Regions from separate parts of the Mus musculus genome. Here region 1 is linked to region 2. Evidence: chromatin loops called from intact Hi-C (ENCODE). Cell type or tissue: heart. All regions are shown on one strand.

Region 1 (2,500 bases), 140 kb after region 2:
TGGCCTCAGAGACTCCTGTCACCCCCCATGGACAGAGATCGTGCATAAACAGCAATTCTGGGGCAACAGGTGTCTATCCTGGGAGTCTGCTCTTAATCTCATCGCCAACACCTGCCACGCCCATCCGGCGGGAAGAACCAGTCTCGGCATCTCAGGGCTCCTCCTGTCCTGGAAACCGGCTGCAGCCAGCCACAAAGAGAAACGTGGAGCGGCAATTGCCGCCTCAACAATGACAAGTGATGAGGCACAATAGGAGGATCGGGCCTGTAATCAGCTTCAAGCTATACTTAGCTATTTACGAGTCCTGCAGCTCGCTCCAGAGCGTGTGAGAGAAGCGCACACCCTCGGCCCAGCGCTTGCTCATCACCGCTGCGCACCATGCGGAAAAGGACCCCTTTGTGACAGCGCCACAAATTACAGCCCAGGCAATCTGAGTTTCAGTTGGTGGATTCTTCTCTCTCCTAAAAGAAAAATCTGTGTTAAGCTTAATTACAGTCTGTCATTACCCGCAATCTTATAATGATCCAAAGTCCCAGGCAAAATGATAATAATAAAAAAGGAAAAGTGAGCGAGGATCAATTCAAATACGAATAGAAAAGATCTAGACAAACGCTGGGGAAGGGAGGTGATGGGGCATTATTCAGAAACAATCGGGAATGAAGACCAGCATCTCCGGAGGTAAACACTTGTTCCGGCTCCATTGTCTGTGTACCAGGCGCAGGGCTCAGCGCTAACTTTCCTCATTCTTGGCATCTTGAATCCCGTCGCTCTGACATTCGCCTTATAAAATGTAGGGAGCAGCTCCTGGGATATGGGAATGCCCATCATCAAAAGACCTAGTTGTAATAGGACAACATCTCTCGCATCCTAAGAAGGATGCCTGAACAGACTGAAAGTGTTCGCTGATTGCGTTCATCTTATGGCAAGAAAAAGGTGGGCAAGGCATAGGGGGAGGTTGACCGACGACACCTTTTAAACCAAGTTTTCTTTTGTCAGTTTTTACTGACCCACGGTGGCTTCCTTCTCAGTTCTAGAAGTCCACTGAGTGCGCCCTCTTGTGGCCGCATAGGAAGTGAAAATGATCTCGTCCCTCCACCCCTCTGCTGAGTAAGTGGGGGCCTAAGCTGATGGAGTTTGAGACTGGGTGCCAAAGAATGGGCAATCAAAAGGTCTCAGAAAGACAAGCCAATCTTCCTGGAACCGGGGTGTGTTCTGGACTCCACAGAACTTTTTGAGACCATGTAGATGTCAAAAGAAATCTTTTCCTGTACTGTTTATCAAATATCTGGAAACAATTATCCCATAGTGCATATATATATATATATATATATATTTGGTTTTTCGAGATAGGGTTTCTCTGTGTAGCCATGGCTGTCCTGGAGCTCACTCTGTAGACCAGGTTGACCTTGAACTCAGAAATTCACCTGCCTCTGCCTCCCAAGTGCTGGGATTAAAGGCGTGTGCCACCATGCCTGGCTATAAAATAATTCTTGATTATTTCCTACATACTGCTTATGAGAATTTCTTACCTGTCAAGAAAAAGTGTAGGGACCTGTTACAGTGAGACTATGAGTAGGAATTCCATCTTGGGGACTAAACATCAACGCACTGGAGTCATGTCTTACTTTTCCATGACCAAGGCATCCTATAGAAGAAAGACTTCTAGGGGTTTTACAGTTCCAGAGGGTTAGAATTCACAATCCTCGTGGTAGGGAGCATGATGGCAGGCAGGCAGGCAGGCAGGCAGGCAGGCAGGCAGGCAGGCAGGCAGACAGGCAAGGCATAGGAGCAGTAGCCAAGAACTGATATCCTGACCCACAAGCGTGAGGAACAGGGAGTGACTAGAGTCTTTCGAAACTCAAAGCCTACCCCCAGTGACCATACCTCTTCTAATGAGAGCCACATGTCCTAATCCTTCCAAAATAGTCTTACTAAGTGAAGTATTCAAATGTCACCTATGAGGAGCGACAGTCTCATTCCAACCACCCCTTTTACTTTCTGGATCCCACAGACTCTTGGCAATATCATAATACAAAATAGTCAAACTTCAAGACTCTCCATAGTCTTTTACTGTGTCAACACTGTTTAAAAGACTCAAGGTAACTGTAACACCCTCCCCCCCGTAAAATCTGCATAGTTCTAACATACAGTGACATAGTATGCATTACCATTCCAAACAAGGAAGAAAGGAGGGGCTGTTAGGAAATATGGAACCAAAGGAGAACCAAAACCCAGCAGGGCACACTGAATCCTGTAGCTCCATGCCTGATGTCCAAGGCTCCACTCTTCCATCTTTGCTGACTGTAACATACTTTTCTCTTGGGCTGGGTCCACAGACTATCTGCAGCTCTCCTTGATAGATATCCCAAGGCTCGGGCCCCTCTGGCCCCTCTGGCACCTCAGGGTCTCTAACACAATGTGGGCTTTACTTTCCCGTCTTCTTACAGTGGCCTCTCTGAGCTGCCAGACAGGACTCCATTGCTACACACCTGACTCCAGC
Region 2 (2,500 bases):
TAGATAGTATCTCCATTTTTAAGAGGAGAAAATTGCACCACATTAGACAGAAGGTCACAGCTGTGTCGAATGGGAAGCAGAACTTGGTTCCACGTTTCTAGTAGGTGCATGTTCCGCTCTGTGCCGGGATATTAGACTCCATTTCAAGTTCATTCGCCATGGAACGAGACTGTCTAAGGTCACAGAATTAAGGACCACAAGGTATGGAGAAGCATCGCCTGGAGCTGCCAGGAATATACAAATGAAATGGCCCTTTGTCGATGATAAACATAAAATGTGGCTTCTCTTTTGTGGTCAAAGTCATTATGGAAGTAGAGCTTGTTGTTTGAAGTCTAGGCTTGGATTCGATGGCTTGTCTGGCCCTGGGTCAGTCTTCAGCACAGAGAAACAAACAAACAAACCTAAAAAGAAAACATTATGCTAGGCATAGATCAGAGAGAGGCACTTAATTTTCTAGCTGCTTGGCACTTTGGGCAGCTGTAGTTTATTAGATTGTGATGCTAGTATTTAAACTACTTAATCACTGCAGACCTTATTGTCAAATAAAGGACACAGGTGCAGGGCATGGGGAAATGCTTTGTCTCTTTCTCAGTTTTAAGGTAAAAAGCTGTTACACAGGAATTCCTACTCCTGCTGGTAATGAAATCCCACCTGCTTCCCAGGGGTTATGAGTTGGTGATTAATCTGTGAGAACAGTTGTCACTGCAGAGTGCCGGTGTTCTGCTTATAATGAGCACCTCTCAGAGCTGTGGTTTAGTCCTGTAAATCCTGTACTTGCCCTACTGCAAAGACAATTACAGTCCTTCACCTGCTTTTGAAAAAAGGTCTATGCACTGTTTTAGGGGTACTCATTTTTACTTCAAAATTAAGGTAAAATTAGTAGCAGCCTTTGCAAATGTGGAAATGAAATTAAATTTGTATGTATATTTTGTAGAACATGATTTTGTTGTTGTTCTTGTGGCCTTTACTTGTTAATAGCAGTTGTCTGTCCTCACCGTGACTAACATGTGACCCACATGTTATTTGATTCTAGGGGGCTCGGGTTGGTAGAATTGATGCTTTCGTTCAGAGCTTGGACAAAAATTTTATGGTTCCAGTAGGTGGTGCTATAATTGCTGGCTTTAATGAGCCCTTCATTCAGGACATCAGCAAGATGTATCCAGGTCAGTAGATAACTTGGTTTATGGGAAAGTAACTAATGGGCAAAACTGCACATGCACATAGCCTTCTGTGGCGAGTCCTCCCGTCAGCCTCCTTCACACACCCTGTCCGTCTGTTTGCAGGAAGAGCCTCAGCCTCGCCGTCCTTAGACGTCCTCATCACCTTGCTGTCACTGGGCTGCAGTGGCTACAGGAAGCTGTTGAAGGAGAGAAAGGTGAGGTCTGCCTGTACTCAGTGCTGCTCTTGTAGCCTGCATATCACTCAGATGGGAGCCACCATCCGTGTTTTGTCCTCTGTCTGTCCACGTGCTGAGGAATAGTCACATGCATTACTTTACTGTTAGTATTTGTTTAGAAACCTCTGTATTGGGAATTATGTGGTCACTTGTTACCTAAAGGTAAAGAAGCTCCCCTTTTTATGTTTTAACATAAACCATATTAAACACTTTGCTCTTACATGTATTTGAGTGTGCATGTGCCATGGCATGTGTGAGTGGACGTCAGAGGACAATCTGTGGGAGCAGGGACTGAGTGTAGGTCACGGCTTAAGACGAAGGGCCTTTGACCTGCTTAGCAGTGGCACTGGTTCGGCTTTGTTTTGTTTTGTTTTGTTTGAACAGGGTCTTGCAGTGTTGCTGTGGTTGGCCTGGAGATTGCTTATGTAAAGAAGGCAGGCCTCAAACTTGGGGTAGTCCTCCTGCCTCTGCTTCCTAAGTGCTGGGACTACAAGCATCTACCACCACTTCTGGCATAGAGGCCCTTGAAAAACAAATGAAAAGTTTTCTTTTGAGTGAGTTGCCAGGCCAGCCATGGCAACACAGCAAGACCCTGTTCAAAATAACCAAAGCCGAGCTGATTTTGGAAGCCTGAGGGTGTGTTTTGGTGTGCTGGTCTAGTTGCAGAAGGAAGAACCAGTAGGGGTTAGCCACCTCCTTATGTTAAAATAAAAACTCCCTCCTTCAGTGTTGCTGAAACACTGGACTCATTCCTTATATTGGCTGTGGGGGAAAAAAGTGATAAACTTGGTGGTGTTGGCCTGAAATAGTCCCAGCTACTCGGGAGGCTGAGGCAGGAGGATCACTTGAGCAGCATAGTGAGACCCAATGTTTTTAAAAACAAGCTAACACAGAAAAGCTTCATTTGAGACAGTTCCGTAACTGTTGACGGGTTAGGTCAGATGAAAGTGAGTATTCATCTATCCAGCAGTGCTGGAGACCAGCGGCATGGTGTTTATATCTAAGCAGCCTTATGGCGTCAACTAGCAATGGAATCCTTCAGATGTACTTGACATGTTTTAAAGCATATGGGCATAGCTGTTATCACATAGACCCTCCAACAGG

Evidence for each region. A loop is a pair of places that touch in the nucleus more often than their neighbours do. Peaks named below come from ENCODE experiments on the same cell type or tissue, not always from the same donor. Only the 100,000 strongest peaks of a DNase experiment are listed, where the experiment ranks them.
Region 1: it touches region 2 in a loop (4-fold over the local background); 8 of 42 quality-filtered maps call a loop at or near these places.

The regions. Positions count from the first base shown.
Region 1 is chr5:52,513,997-52,516,496 of GRCm38, reverse strand. No RefSeq gene overlaps it. Among named protein-coding and RNA genes, the nearest start is that of Ccdc149, 44 kb to the right of the region's middle. In heart, a CTCF peak has its summit at 1,060 (motif pointing left); a DNase peak (open chromatin) is centred at 1,066; H3K4me3 peaks cover 1,019 bases; H3K27ac peaks cover 327 bases; H3K27me3 peaks cover 125 bases.
Region 2 is chr5:52,654,889-52,657,388 of GRCm38, reverse strand. Sepsecs (Sep (O-phosphoserine) tRNA:Sec (selenocysteine) tRNA synthase) reads left to right here. Exons shown (of 11, transcript NM_172490.4): 7 at 1,034-1,163; 8 at 1,284-1,375. Among named protein-coding and RNA genes, the nearest start is that of Sepsecs, 14 kb to the left of the region's middle. In heart, a CTCF peak has its summit at 1,097 (motif pointing right); no DNase peak of the experiment used is centred here.